Linked DNA regions of Homo sapiens: region 1 is linked to region 2. A link is a loop called in an ENCODE intact Hi-C map of the cell type or tissue named here. Cell type or tissue: GM12878. All regions are shown on one strand.

Evidence for each region. Hi-C counts contacts between places; a loop is a spot of excess contacts. Peaks named below come from ENCODE experiments on the same cell type or tissue, not always from the same donor. Only the 100,000 strongest peaks of a DNase experiment are listed, where the experiment ranks them.
Region 1: a loop joins it to region 2, with 2.6 times the contacts of the local background. A loop is called at or near these places in 2 of 110 quality-filtered maps.

Annotation. Positions count from the first base shown.
Region 1 is chr12:130,571,470-130,579,469 of GRCh38, reverse strand. All of the region lies in intron 2 of RIMBP2 (RIMS binding protein 2), which reads left to right. Among named protein-coding and RNA genes, the nearest start is that of RIMBP2, 140 kb to the left of the region's middle. RefSeq lists an enhancer at 2,362-2,531. In GM12878, no CTCF peak of the experiment used is centred here; a DNase peak (open chromatin) is centred at 4,909; H3K27ac peaks cover 1,794 bases.
Region 2 is chr12:130,713,339-130,721,338 of GRCh38, reverse strand. RIMBP2 (RIMS binding protein 2) reads left to right here and starts at 5,040. Exons shown (of 23, transcript NM_001393629.1): 1 at 5,040-5,117. In GM12878, no CTCF peak of the experiment used is centred here; DNase peaks (open chromatin) are centred at 4,248 and 4,720; H3K4me3 peaks cover 3,686 bases; H3K27ac peaks cover 2,905 bases.

The DNA of each region.
Region 1 (8,000 bases), 140 kb after region 2:
AAGAGCCGCTCCCAGTGGGGTCACACAGGACGTGCCTAACGAGTTGTGACAATAGGTGTGAAACGTCATCTACCAGGGAAGCTCATCAGAGAGTCAGGGCCCAGGGTTTTTACTGAGGACTGGTCACGTCGGCACCCTCTGCCCAGCATGTACCAAAATTCCAGGCTCTCATAAGGAAAGCAGACACCTAGTCCAAACCACATTGTTTCTAGAAAAGGCCAGCCACTGTGAACCCTCTTATTAGCCAGGGAATGGGATAAGCCCTCCTGATCCAAGATCGCACAACCAGCCGGGCTTGCAATCAGCCCTTCCTCAAAAGCGGGGCTCAGACGTGCCGTGTGAGCTCTTTTCTGCACCAGACCAAGAACAAACAACTGAAGCAACAGGCTACGATGCCCCACCCCTTCCTCACAACTCTGATATTCAAAAGGCCCTGAAAACCAAAAGATCCTGAGAAATAACTGATTTGTCCTTGAAATCTGAACCAATGGATGTGAGACAACTTCTCATCTTTTTTTAATCCCACTTGATTTGTATTTACATATTTCACCGCAGAACTATGAATATATTTAATAATGAAAGACGGTGTCAGACACCACTGGGAGCATTAGTTATGTTTGGTGCACATCTTATAAATCCAAGCCTTTCTGAATCTCTGCACATGTTCAGCCCTAGGGCTCCAGATGAGGACCTGCGACTTCAGATAGTGGAGCGTGCAGTGGAAGGCACAAGCCAAGTGTGGAGACGGGGCAGGGTGAGGGACTCGGTCGTTGGGTAGCGAGGGGAAGTCTCTGAGAAGGGGGCATTTGCGCTGAGAGCTGAATGTCAAGGAATGAGCTAACGTGAAGATCCAAGGGAAGCCTGTTCAGGCAGAGGGGCCCACAGTGCACAGGCCCCAAGGCTGGAGCAAGTTTGCTATGATCGAGAAACAGAACACAGGCATGTACGACTGGGGCCAGGAGAACAGGTCTGTGCATGGCTGAAGATGCAGCTGGAGAGTCAGGTCAAGGCGAGGTTGGACAGGTGAGGCAGGGGCAAAGCTGCAGAAGGTCTTGGATGTCAGGCAGGTTTGCACTTTGTACTGCTGGCAGCTGGGAGCCATGTTGGATTCTAGGGCAGAGCAGCAGCCATCCAGAATGATGCTTGAGAAAGATGATTCTGGAAACGGGGCAGAAGGCATTGGGTAGACCAGAGGCCAGTAGAGGCAGAGAACAGGAAGGTTCAGAAGTGGATGGATGGAATCCTCTGAGCTTCTGCCCCAGCTCAGGCCCTGACCCATGCCTCCTCATCAGCTTCCAAGCCTGCACTACCTTTACTTTCCTGGAATCTCTGAATCCTGTGAATAATTTGCCACAGTGTGCTACTGGGTGATAATGGCTTAATGTGAAACCATCCAGTTCACATCTGCCTTTCAGAGAAGATATTTTTTTCCCCAGCTTTGTTGAGGTATAATTGACAAGTAAAAACCGTAGCTATATAAGATGTATGGCAGGGTGTTTGATGATGTAGACATTGTGAAATGATTACCACTATCAAGCTAATCGGCATATAGTTACCTGTATACCACAAAGGTTACGTTACTATATAGCTATTGTTTCGCATAATTACCATTGTTTAAAGAGATGTTTCACATTAGCTCTGAGGGTTGGCGGGTGGGGAGGGATTGAATTTCAAATGAGATGGAGGGATGTCAGCTTCCCGTTTATTGCACCATAAAGGCATTTTTAATTATAATATTGACAATAACAATATAATGATGATAATAATAGCAATAACGTGGCTGATATAGTTTAGCTTTGTGTCCCTGCCTAAATCTCATCTTGAATTGTAATCCCCACGAGTCAAGGGAGGGACCTGGTGGGAGGCGACTGGATTATGGGGCAGTTTCCCCCATGCTGTTCTCGCGATAGTGAGGGAGTTCTCATGAGCTCTGGTGGTTTCAAACATGGCGGTTTCCTCTGCATGCTTGTGCTCTCTCCTGCTGCCTTGTAACATGTGCTTTGCTTCCCCTTGACCTGCTGTGACTGTAAGTTTCCTGAGGCCTCCCCAGCCATGTGGAACTGTGAGTCCCTTAAACCTCCTTTCTTTAAAAATTACCCAGTCTCAGGTAATATCTTTAAAGCAGTGTGAGAAGGGATGAATACAGTGGCAGTTATAATTATAGCTAGCGTTTATTAGGCACCATTTTCCACCCAGTGAGCCACATATGGTTCTAATCAAATCTGTCACCATAGCTGCCCTGTAAGTCAGGCACCGTTACCATCCCTGTTTTACAGATGAGAAGACAGGTGCAGAGAGCTTGAGGCACATGTACAAGGTCACACAGTGAATAGAGGGGACTGGATTTGAACCTGAGCCTCTGGTGTATGCTCAGAGTAACAGCGCTTAGTGGAGAAAGGGGTGAGTCATTCTACCAGACAAGAAAGGAGAAATCCTTCAACGCAGCCCATGGTGACCTTGCAAACCTCAGGCTGCAGCCGGGACATTTTGTCTCCTCTGTGAAGGTCTGGGCCATCCCCTTCGCTTCTCTTTGTCCCCATCTCTGTCCAGAAGTTCCTGTTCCACCCCGCGACTCCTGCCACACTGTCGGTCTCTTTCTACATGGAGATATTTGCTCCCAGGCACTGCGCCTGGACACGCGATGGAAACACGCCATCCTGCAATCTCCATCCTGGTGTGATTCGTTTAGGACTCGGAGCTTGTGTTTGTGGCATGTGGTGCGCACATATGCCTCTCGGCGCTCGGCGGGGCTCCTCCTCGCTGCTGCTGGCAGTTTGTGCTAAGGACTCCCTGCCGTCCTCCCTGTCCTGCCAGCTCGTGCTTCATCCTCATCTCTCCATTTTCCAGACCCAGGGAGGCTCGGGTTTACCAGCCACTTGGCTGGGAGGACTGAATAGTCTGGCTTGATTCTCTTTCCTGGGTGATTGCTTTGGTTCTGGGTATGAGCAAGTGCACATGCAGGGGCCATCTGCTTCCCGCGGGAGGAGATACTTAGCCCGCACAGCTTGGATGCCGGCATGCAGCTGGCCACCTGCCAGCTGCCCACGGGTAGTGTGTTTAGGGCTCTGAGGGTCATGCGCCAACCTGCTGAGGATCTAGAAGCACAGCTCACAGCGATTCTCAAAGCATGCAGGGCCATTGCTCTTGGAAGCAAATGCCCATGTCTATGGTCATGAAACTCTCCGTTCCTGTTTGTAGTTTTTGCTTTGGGCCTGTGGTTTTGGTTACACATTAAAAGATACAGAAAGGTAAAAAAGACGTCTTCTCATGCTCAGGATACAAAGCAAGGTTCCTACCGTGGCCTACAAGGTACGATCTGCAGCCCCCTCCTCCCCCTCACCTGTCCGCAGCCCCTTTGCCTAACGGTCCCCCCGCACCAGCCTCCCTGCAGAGTACACAGTTCCCACTGTGATGTCTCCACACTGGCAGTTGTTCTGTCCACCATGCTCCTCCTCACTGCAAAGAGCCACCCAGCTCACTCCCTCATTCTCCTCTGCTCTGAATTCAAATATCCGGGGGTGTCCTGTTAACCAGCTTTCCGGGGAAGTAAAGAAAAAGCCCAGAACATTTTGCTGTGCAGTTTGCCCATTCCCACAGTGTAAATATTTCCACCACGATTATTTTCAAGTTACCAGATGACTTCAACAGACACGACTTAGGAGGAGATCTTCCTGTGAGCCCATGTGAGCGGCTCCAGGGCAGCCACATCTGAGCAGCCTCTGCTGACCACTCTGTCTCCTTCATCCTCCATCCCCTTCATGGTGCTTTGTGTTTACAGTGCTTATCACTACTTAGCATGTTGCATCTATGTGCTAGGTAGCACGCTGCACGACGAGGAGAACAAAGCTTTGTGTGTTTCATGCACATTTGGATCCCCAGTGCCTAGAACAGGGCCCGACAGTTGCAGGCAGGAATGGGTCACGTAGTTATTATAGGTGAATGCATACACTGTAACGTTGGTGAAAGTAGAAAGAGATGTGTTCACTGATGGGGACTTGGCTTTACTTTGATGGAAATGTCACATGAATATTGCTTAAAAGGGTTGGAGGGGAAGAATTCTATTCCTATATCTGCCTGGAGAGTTTAACTCACACCATAGCAGCAAACAGCCCCCAACCTCTCAAGTGTGTTTCTTGCCTCTGCGGCATGTCCATTGGGTTGGTGGGAACTTCTGTTCACTGTTGTTCCTCAGGGACCCCAGCAACTCTAGTACTGTGAGCATTGTAGGCTACTGCCGGGGGTGGGGGTGGGGGGTGTGATTCTGGAGGACTTGGCACAGGGCATCTGGGGGTGGGGTTGGGGGGTGTGATTCTGGAGGACTTGGCACAGGGCGTCTGGGGGTGGGGGTGGGGGGTGTGATTCTGGAGGACTTGGCACAGGGCGTCTGGGGGTGGGGTTGGGGGATGTGATTCTGGAGGACTTGGCACAGGGCGTCTGGGGGTGGGGGTGGGGGGTGTGATTCTGGAGGACTTGGCACAGGGCGTCTGGGGGTGGGGGTGGCGGTGGGGGGTGTGATTCTGGAGGACTTGGCACAGGGCATCAGCACTCAGGTCTTCTGCTCACAACGCATGGGTGAGACCTGGCCGCATGGGCCTAGCTAATGAAGGGGTCTAGGAAGTTGTCTTCCCTGTGAGTGGACAGAGGGAACCAGGCTTGGCAAGCAGTGGGTGACGGCCACAGTGCCTAGAGCACAAGGAGGTGGTGGCAGAGGGGTTGTGAGCCCTGGGGTGGGCGGTGGGGCTGCTCAGGGCTTCCGATGCCCTCTCTGGAGTCCTTGAGAAAAGCCAGGGACCACTGTTCAGTCTTCCTGTGCTCCCAGCCGTTTGAACTTTGATGTGCTGCAGATGGCTGGAGCTTGTGAGACCTCAGACCAGAAAGGGGAAGCTGCCTGCGGCCTACCAGGTTCAGCGATGCATCTCCATGTCTCTCACACACACTGGGAGCTTTTATGTAAAAGATAAAATGATGGCAACCACAGACTTCTTTAAAAGGAAATAACTTGCCCCAGAATTCTCTCATGTCATTGGCAATAGAATGAGATGAGAATTTGACTCTGTTGTGGGGGGTTTTCTTAGGCTGACTGGAGAATAGGAGCTCCTTGAGGCTGAGTTCCTAGGGAAGGAGGTAGCTCGCCATGTGTGTGGTGTCCCCCTCGGTGATGAACATGGGGGTTGTGGATGTCACCGCCCACCGCCACCCCCCCAACAGGACAGCTGCTGCTGTTTCTCAAAATGCTGCATCTTGCATTTATTTAGCTCCAGCCAGAAACAAAATAGTGTTTATGACAAGGTTTTATTTTGATCTGTTTGATAATTTTTTCTCATTTAGATTTCCTTGTTTGCTAGTTATGTTTCACTCTAAATCCCTCTGAAGGGGGGAAAGTAAGCTTGACCTCCCCGCGTGCCATCCCTTAGCGTGGTGATAATCCCTCGATGTGAAAACCCACTCTAGGAGACAGACCCAGCTGCTTAGTTCTCTGCTTGCCATTTTCCTTCCCGTCAGAATTGGCAACTCTTTCCCTTCTTCACTTCTGAATTCCATGTGTGCCTGCAGGGATGTGGGTGGAGGCTGGAAAGTGAGCTGGAGGGGAGCATGTTGGGGGAACTTGCTGGGGATGGGATTTCTGTGTGGACAGCCATGCTCCAGGCCTGGATCAGCCTAGAGCGCTTTCAAAATGACCCACATCCCAAAGTTTGGCAGCTCGGCTGTGTCATGCTGACTTGGCTTCCTGCGTTTCTCCACTTGCACCCTCCTGCCCCACTCCTGCACCCATGTCCTTGGCTACCCCTGTCACTGAGGACCAGACACAGCCATCACCCCCCCAGGTGGGGGTCAGCCCACCCTGCCCTGTCCTAGAGTCACATCTCTGAACTTCAAAGACTGTTCAGACCCATCACCAATGTCTAATTAGACCCAGCTCAGAGAATCGCTAATACATTTATGCAGCTCACTTTCTGATCACGTCTATATCTCCAGTAAGCACACGCACCTCACACTTGCACACCCACATGCACCCACGCACGCACCCACGCACACACCCACGCACACACTCACACGCACACAGTCGCACACACACGCGCGAACACTTATCTGTCTTTAAAAGTATCATACTAACAGTAAAGAACATTTAAAAATATTGACCTCTGATCCTACTGCAATCCAACAGTTATTTTTGCAATCATCGTCTCTATGCTCCGAGTCTTTTACTTTGTTATTTACAATATATAAATATAAAAATATAATATACATGAAGTATGCAATAAATATAGAATAAGTATAGATACATAGAATAAATACATATATACCTTTTTTTGGGATGAAGCCATTGCTATAGGGGGCCTGCAGTGTTGCTTCACTGATTTCTCAAAGGCTGCCATGTCTGCTTTGTGGTCTGACCACGTTTTGGGGCAGGCGCTGGGCACTTGAACTGGATCTGCTTGGCTGCAGCCAGCAGTGGCTGTGGGAAGAAGGCTTCGTCACTCGCAGCTGCCGTGGACAGCTCTGTCCCCCCGGGGGGAAGGATGCCCTGTGGCGGAATCTGGGTCCCTCCTCACAGCTCCCACAGCCCTCCTGACCCTGCTCCTACCCTGGCTCCTGCCTCGCTCCACCTGTCCCCTGAGTTGGTGGGTGCATCCCTCTGGCCCCGTCCCGTGGTGACAGTGCATACAGGTCGTCCTGCTGCACACGCGCTGGCTGTGTGCCAGCGTTCCCCAGAGCAGTGCCCCTTCTCCACCGAGAAACCCTGTGAGTCCCTGCACAGCCTCTGGATTAATTAACTCGAATGAGCATAAGCTGCCTTCTTCTGTTTGCATCTCTTGTGTCTGTTTTGTAGCAGTGCTTTCTATAACAGCACATCATGCTGTGGAAATCGGTGTCACATCCCTGCCCCTGTCAGCTTTCTAGAATCATCCAGCAAGTTCACGCAGCCCAGTAAAACCTGCACACAGGGGAAAGGGATGGAAGAATCAGGTCGTCTCCAGCCGCCTTGTAAAGGATGAGTCCACCGTCAGGCCCAGGGAGCCGAGTGTCCAAGGAAGGTCCCTTCTATACCTGATGCTCATGCGAGCCGGGAAGAAGGAAAATCAATGGGTTTTTTGTGACTGCTGGTTGCGGGGGTGATTCCATGTTTGGGGTTACTGTGAGTGCATTTGGGACTCAGGAGCGCCTGGGTCTTCAAAGGCATCTTTTGCTGATGTGTCCAAGTAGCTGGGACCTCCGTGGTGCGTGCAGTGGGAGGCCCCTCCTCCTAACACGTCTGTGGGTTTTCCGGCCGCTTTGTCCCTGTCACCCGTGCTAAGTTTCCTTCATCCCCGGCCTTCCTCATAACTCCTGGCCATGCTGTTTCACGCACTGGGGGTGGAGCAGGGAACTGAAGTGAGTCTGCTCTCAGAGCACCTGCTAGCTGGGAGACAAACAGTAGATACACCAATGGCTAAGGCTGGCATGGATGCAGCTGTGCAGGAGCAGCGAAGGGGTAGAGGTGACCGAGGGCGCCGGGACAGGCCGACCATCTGAGTGCAGCCAGGGACGGTGCTCAGGGTGGAGGGGGCTCTAGGGGTGTCCAGGTGGGAAGGGGCAGCATGTACAGCCCCGAGGTGGGCTCCCTGGGTGTGTGAGGGGGCCACAGGGAGGCCAGTGTGGGGCAGCAGAGTGAGTGAAGGGGACACAGCAGATGGCAGGTCTGAGAGGCCATGGGGGCCAGATACAAACAGCCTTGGAGGCCACAGTGAGGTTCCCGTTTTGTCCCAAGTGGGGTGGGACGGCACAGGAGGGTCTTGAGTATGCAGGTGGTGCCAACTGTCTGAGCATTAAGAGGTTACTGTGGAGTTCGAGATCAGCCTGGCCAACATGGTAAAACCCCGTCTCTATTAAAAATATAAAAATTAGCTGGGCATGGTGGCGGGCGCCTGTAATTCCAGCTACCCGGGAGGCTAAGGCAGGAGAATCGCTTGAACCTGGGAGGCGGAGGTTGCAGTGAGCCGAGATTGTGCCATTGCACT
Region 2 (8,000 bases):
TTTCCTTTTATTGTTCCTGAGTTTTCTTAGAAAGTCCTTCTTCATTTGACAATAATGAAAAAAATTCATAAGTTTTCTAGAATGTCTAATTTTTCTTTTATATGTTTGAATACTTGATTTATCTGGAATTAACTTATGTGTAAGAACTTTTTCCCTTAATTATCCTGTATTCTGACAATTATTTATTGAGTATTCTATATTTTCTTATTGATTAGAAATACTATTTTATCATATATTAAATTCTCATATGTAATTGGATTTGTTTATGGACCACCCAGTTTGTTCTATGGGTCTGTCTGTTCATGTACCATGACAAAACAATTTTATTTATATATTTATAATATATTTTAATGTCTGGTAAAACTAGTTTTCTTTCATTACTTTTTCTTGCCTTCAATAAAATGTCTGGGTTATACTTTTGTGCTTATATTTCCATACTAAGTTTAGAATCAGCTTCCAGAGGTCTGGAAAAAAATCTCGGCTTTATGTTGATTGTAATCATATTAAATGTTAAGGTTGATTTCAGGAGAATTTTATAAAATTTAAGGACCCTCTCCAAGTGTGGGGTTGGCTTTTCTTTTTGCTCCATTTTTCTTTTATTTTTTCCTCAGTTTTCTTCATATATATCTTACACATTTCTAGGCATGCCTTTCTTTTTGTATGCTATTATAAATGGAATTTTTTTCCCCTTCCATTATACTTCCTAACTGATTATTGCTTTTATATAGGAAACCTATTGACTTTTGTATATTATTTTTGTTCCTCCAAAATAATATGCAATAATATACAAATATATATTTGCTGGGAACCTAAAATAATACACTATTCTATTCAATTATGGAATATATCTAGAGCTCTCCTTTTTTTTTTTTTTTTTTGAGACAGGGTCTTGCTCTGTCACCCAGGCTGGAGTGCAGTGGTGTGATCATGGCTCACTGCGACCTTCACCTCCTGGGCTCAGGTGATCCTCCCACCTCAGCCCCCGAGTAGCTGGGACTACAGACATGAGGCATCACACCTGGCTAATTTTTTGTATTTTTCATAGAGACAGGCTTTTACCATGTTGCCCAGGCTGGTCTCAAATTCCAGAGCTCAAGTGGTCCTCCCGTCTCAGCCTCCCAAAGTGTTGGGATTACAGGTATAAGCCACCACGCCAGACCTATTCTATCCTCTCCTATTCAATTCTTATTTGTAACAGTTTTTCTGTGATTGGTTCATCTGGGTTTCCAGGTAGATCATCATGTCATCTCCAATACTGCCTAGTTTTTAGACCTTTCTGACTACCCTACTACTTGTAAACAGGGCAGGTTTTTCCGAGAGATGTTCCTAGCTGAGTGCTGCACTTATGGTGAACACCCAGCTTCAAAGGCTACTTGAAAGGATTTAGGGGGCTGCACTTACCCACCGGCCTTGGAATTGGCCTCATAGAAAACTTGCTGTGCTTTGTGGAAGCTCGGGCCCGCAGAGGTGCTGATGGTCAGTGTCAGCACAGACCTATTATTAGCTGTCCAGCGACAGGAGATTCCACTTTAATGCTGAAGCTTCAGAACTACGTTGCAAACAAAATGACTGGCATTTTCTCAGACAGCAGTTCCAAGTGGAAACTGTCTAGTTGTGCTGTCTCCATACGGAGGGCTGGAAAACTGTGAATGGCAATTATGCAGCTTTGCATCTCACACTTCCTGACATCTGGCAAACACTCGTTCCATCCAGGACCAGATAAAACAAATGGTGCCTTATTCACAGGAGTCTTTAACGGCCTAATAGACCCGATGAGTAGCAATGCCTTTGTGTGGCCTGTGTGCAGTCCAGAGCTAGCAGGTTGCCTATGACAAGCGCTGGAGGGGGTCAGCACTTTTGATTCCATCACCGAAACTGGTCCCCACCACAGCAGCTCATTTTTCAGAACTGGCTAGCTCCTTCCTGCTGGGTTGAATACATCCTCATTCTTCACAGGCCCAGAATGGCTTCATCTGGATTGTTAGTTACCTATGAAAGTCTCTGGTTTGTTACATTTTTTTCAGTATTTTATGCACAAAATTTACCTAATTTTTGTGAAGTTAGAACATGACACCAAGAAATGGAATCCTGTATTATTTTTCTTTTCTTTCCTTTTTTTCTTTTCTCTTTTTTTTTTTTTTTGAGGCAGAGTCTCACTCTGTCCCCCAGGCTGGGGTGCAGTGGAGCAATCATAGCTCATTGCAGCCTTGACCCCCCTGGGCTCAAGCCATCCTCCCACCTCAGCCTCCTGAGTAGCTGGGACCACAGCCGTGCACTACCATGCCCAGCTAAGTTTTGTATTTTTTGTAGAGATGGGGTCTCACTACGTTGTCCAGGCTGGTCTTGAACTACGAGGCTCAAGTGATCCTCCCACTCTGGCCTCCCAAAGTGCTAGGATTACAGGCATGAGCCACTGTGCCTGGCCCTGCATTCTTTCTATGATTTGACCATGTGTCTCTTGGCAGCTACAGTCAACTCTTTGGTCTCAAGTTGTCCAGCTGAAAAAGTGGGCTCCTCACGCCGAGACCCATGACATGCAGCCCCACACACATGGGATACTGCAGACGACAGTGCAGCCATGACAGAGACTCAGTGGGGCTGGTGCAGACAGCAATGGCCCTGTATGGGGAGAACCCAGCATCTTTGAATGGAAACATTTTTTGCAGCTTATTTGTTTTCGAACCTTGGCTTTTTGGCCTAAATGTTCCATGGCATTCCTTAACAATTAATTTCCTCTCTGCTGAGAAAACAAAGGTGGAGAGTCATTTTCATGCCACTGAATGACCTTTTAAAAGATTGAATCCTTTCTAAGGGGGAATAGCTTTATTTCCTTCTGTCAAATATTTCATTTGTCCCCTAGAAGAGCCCCGTGAAGTAGACATTATGTGATAAGCAGACACGATCGTTTTACAGATGTGGGAAAAGACTGACCTGCTCCAGGCCACACAGATGGAGTCAGGAAGGGGCAGACTGGGTCAGTGGGGCCCAATTCACAGGCACTTTCTACGGTCTTTTCATATGTTTTTATGGAGGTAAAGTTCACATCACATAAAATTAACCATTTTAAAGTAAACAATTCAGCGGCATTTAATACATTCACAGTCTTGTGCAACTGCCACCTCTCTCTTGTTCCAATGTGTTCTCACCACCCCAAAAGGAAACCCCACTCCAGTAAGGAGTCACTCCTCATCTCCTCTCCTCCTAGCCCTCAGCAACCACCAGTCTCCTTTCTGTCTCTATGAATTCGCCTATTTTGGATATTTCATAAAAATGGGCTCATACGATAGATGGGCTTTGTGTCTGGCTTCTTTCCCCAGCATGGTGCTCTCAAGGTCCATCCATGTGGTAGCAGGAATCACATACTCCATTCCTTTTTCCTGGCTGAATAATATTGCATTGTATGGATATGCCACATTTTGTTTCCCCATTCATCCATTGATGGGCACTTGTGTCATTTCTACCCTTTGGCTGTTGAGAGCAGCGCAGCTGTGAACATGTGTGTACGAGTATCTGGTAACCAGTCCCTTCCACGATTTTCTGCAGTCTTGTAGTTTCTGTGACCTGATAACTCTGCTGCAGGGTGAAAAGGAATCATCTGTGGTTTGCCACCTACTCCTGGATACAGCACGTATCTCTTTGTTCCATGCACAGAGGCTGGGGCCACTCTACACGGGGCTTGAAAGAAGCCTCCAGTCTTGCAGCCAAATTCAGAGGCATATAATTCAGAAGCCTATCCGGGAGGCCAAAATGAGTCCTGACTGGGAAAACTCGCTGGACCCGTCTGCCACAGTGTTGAAAAAGTTGTCTTGGGAAGAGGTTTCCTCTGGCTGTCTAGGTTTGAGACCTTTGCGATTCCTTTAAGATCACAAGCAAAACCACGGTGATGGTAGGATGTGTTGGTTTTACTAAGGAGCCCATTTTTTAAAAAACTTGTAAAGTGAGCCTTAATTGGAGAAGCAACAGAAAGCACCTCGGGACAAGTCCTTCCTTTTTGTACAAAGGACCCGTGGTGAGCCCTTCCTTGGAATTCTCGTGTCCTACACTCGAGTCTTGTCCCTGCACAGGGCCATCATTAGTAGGAGCCCTCAGAGCCTCAATTAGGGTATGTGGAGCCCAAAATACCAAAGGGGCTTTCCTCCGCATGAGCTATCTTATTCAGCACCTTTCAGTAACAAGCCATGGGATTTTTACCCCAGGGAAGGAAGCAAGTGTGTGAAGTCCGTGCGTGTTTCCCAGGGTTTTTTCCCTCCTGCACCACCCGGTTGCTAGGTAGCGGGTATATCTGTGCCACCACCTGAAGTTCTGTGGGAAGGGGGAATCTGCGGGGCCACTGGAGGCTTGGGGTGGGGAGGGGAGCCGGACAGGAGAGCAAAGACCCAGGCAGCTTGGGTCGCTCCTCTTCATCACTTAATTCTGAGGGCGCTTGAGTTTCTGAGCTTCCTGGAGTAGAGCCCAGGGCAGCTTTTACTTTGATGTGCTGATCGGTTGCCTGTCGGTTGCAGGAGACCCCCGGCCTCCTGCAGGGAAGATCCTGTGCTGTTTTCCCAGGGATGGAGAGAAAAGCACCAACCCCAAGCCCCGCATGGCTGAGAGCTGTTTGCCTCCATCTCTGTCCGAGCTTTTCACCACAGCTCTGTGAAAGAAACTGGCAGTGAGGGGTATAGCCATCTTGGTGTGTGTATGCGCACGTGTGTGTGCATGTGTATTTGTGTGTGTGTGTGTGTGCGTTCAAACACTGACGTTTCAGAGGCTCTGGTTACTGCTGCATGGCGGATGATCCTCTCTCTCTCCCTCTCTCTCCCTCCCTCTCTCCCTCTCGACCTGCTTGCCTGCCTGCAGAAAACTAATGAATCATGTCTAGCTGAATGCAAGCAGTGCAGACACACCAATGCCCTGCAATGTTGACTGGGCGCCGCCTCTGCCTGCCTCTCGCTCCCTGTCTCTCCCTCTGCTGCTCCCTCCCTCCCTCTCTCCCTCTCCCCCTCCTCCCTCCCTCCTTCTCTCCCTCTCCCCCTCCTCCCTCCCTCCGTCTCGCCCCCAGTTTGTAATCTGACACAGTACACTGCAGTTGTCTCCGAGGTGAACCTCCGGAGCCTTGGCACAGCTCGCTTCTAAAGGTAGGCTGAGATTTATTTTTTTCTCCTAAAAATAGCTTCCCGTCTCCCCTCGCCTTTCTGCACCCGAGCTGCAGCGGCGTTGATCACAGGGGGTTAGCCGGAAACTCTTTGCCCAGACAAAGTTTATCTTGCAGCGGATGGAGAATGCCCTTCAGCGTGGGGTCCGGGGGCGCTGGGTGCGGGGAGCAGCGGCTCGCCCTGCTGGCATGTCGGTGCTGCTTGGAATTCAGGATCGTCTCGGAAGGGAAGGGCTGACGGGCTTCTTCCTGGGTGCCGGGTGTCAGCTGCAGGGGTGCTGTGGCTCTGTCATGGCCCCCACCCCAGGCTTTTAAGAAAGGCCCCTCCAGGCAAAGTTTGGCACCCGATGGACACGGCCCCGCTCGCCTGGGGAGTGCGCCCCAGGCTTCTCAGACAGCAGCGGCTCAGGGCCTGGACTTGTCTTCTTGGGGGCGGGGTGGAGGGGGGGAAGGGGACGTGGGACAAACACATCAGAGTCCCCAGCTCGGCTCAGGTGCAAATGCACAAAGCCCGCAGGCTGCGCCCAGGAATCTGTCAATTCACGTCCCATGGACTGACTTGAATAATGTGTTTGTCAAAACAGATGTTCCCCGGCAGAGTGTGTGCGTGCATGCGTGTGCCTGTGTGAGCAGTGTGCGCGGGCTGCTGGCCGGGGGCAGACTCTCCCAGTGGAAACCGTATTTCACCGGGAAAGGCAGCGCGTACGGGACCACCCGCCCAGGAGCTTAGGTCTGGGTAGGTCCAGGTGGGGGCCCGGACATCTGTCAGCAGAGGCCTCGGTGGAAGCAGCCTCCCTCCTGTCCCCGGGGAGCGCACGCTGGCTGAGGTCGGGGTGGCGGCTGGCCGGAGGGAGGGAGGACTGCTTCACCTCCCGGCCTGGTCACTGGCCCCGGGGGAGGCGGGGGTGCTGGCTCCGTGCCTGCGTGGCCTCTGGGTCCCTGGAGGTTCTTAGGGTGAGTGAGGAGGGAGGGAAGGGGACCCTGTCCAGCCCCATATTTCTCTCACGGAGGAGCCCTGAAGGAGACTCTGCTCACAAGGGTGAAAACCCCACTTCGTCCAGGGAAGGGAAATGTCACAGATGGAGCAGGCCTGAGAGGAGGGAGAGCGGCTCCCTCTGAAAATGGAAGATCGGTGGGAAGAGGAGGTGTCCGGGCTCTGGGCCCTGCGGCAGGCCAGGCTGCTGGGCTCTGAGCAGGAGTGGGCAGGGGAGGGGAGCTGGCGTGCAGGCTCACTCACCCGGTTTCTAAGGGGAACAGTGGGGGAAGGCTCTAAAAAATCACCACCTCCCCCACGCACATGGCCCCTCCCTGGCTCCCTCCCAGCCTTGCTGGGCTGTCCGGGAATCAGCTTCAGACTCATCCCCCGCTGGGCTGTGGGGTCTTGGCTTGTCCTGTGAGACATGATCCCAAGCTCCCAGTGGGATGGGCAGGGTCTGACCGGCTCCGGAGGTTCCCTGGGGGCACGGTGTGAGGGGAAGGCCGGCGGGCACCCCTTCTGCAGTGGGGGGTGGTGGGGCGTGCCTGGGGTCGAGGGCTGTGCCGTGGCCATATGGCAGCCGCCTGGGGCCCAGAGTGGAGCCCTTCCAGGTTATTTCAGGGAAGGCGCTGGCAGCGGCTATTCCCCCGTGCCCCTTCCTAGAGGATGGCAAACTGGGTCAGGGAGAGGGTGGCACTGCCCACGTGCCCGGGAGACAGGAAGATGCTGGCGCTATGGGGGCCGCCCCCCACGCAGGAGGCAGGCGCCACGCAGCCCTCCCCGGGGCATAGCAGCCGGCCTCCCCCATGCTGCAAGCCCGGCAGAGAACCCCAAGCCTGCAGAGTCCGGGGGTGGGCGTGGGTGGTGGAGAAGCCTCCCAGGTGAGGCCAGCGTGCAGCCGGGCTGAGAGCTCCTGGCCATGAAGATGAAAAGACAAGCGGTGGGCCCTACACTGTAGCTTTCAGTTTCATCTCTTTGGCCCCATGCACTGTTGGCGCCTGGAAGAGACCAGCATGTGCTCAGGGGGCGGGAGGAGAGGCAGGAGCTGGCTCTTTCCTGAGCTTGCTTCGCTTTCCATTTCAAATCCACCCCCTGCCACGTTTGTATTTTTGGAGTCTGGTTGAAGTTTTAATTGGAGCAGCGATTCTCACACGTTGGTGAGCGCTGGCATCCTGGCGGGTGGGTTAAGGGGCTACAAATCTCAGAACCTCTGATCCAGCAGGTCTGGGGAGGAGCCGGGAATCCGCATTCCCACGCAGTCCCAGGGGAGGTGGAGGCATCCAGGGACCCCACTTTGAGGATCCTTGAATACAGCGTGACCAGGAGGCGCTTTACGCATCTCTGGGGCATGTTGCCAGCTCTCTGTTGGCCTTTGGCTGAGGTCATACATGAAGCTGAGTGCACGCCTCATAGGTTGGTCTAGACCCGCAAGTGCCAAACCTCAGGGACCAGAGGGCCTGACCCGGGAGCTTCCTTTGTGTCCGGGAGTCTCCCTAGGGCACGGCAATGAGCATCTGTTCCAGGTGGGCGGAGACTTGCCGGCTGAACGTCTCAGTGTTTCCCACTTCTGCCCCAAGGTTTGGAATCCGCGTGGTGCTGGGAACCCGGGGGAGAACCGGATCGGCTGTGCTGGTCTCTTGTTGATCAAGCAGAGCTGCTGATTCCAGAAAACTCTGTTCTCCACTTACCTCATCCCGTGTAGATAGTGGTAGTGCATGGCTTATGTCCTCAGTTTCTCTTTTGACTTTCACCCATTTGAAAAGCTGTCTGATCCCCTATGGTGTGGGAGGAGGCTTGCAACCAGCTGAGGACACCTGCATCTCTTGTTGGTGATGCTGGTGCCACCACCCTTGTGTGCAAAGGGCAACCAGCTGAGGACACCTGCATCTC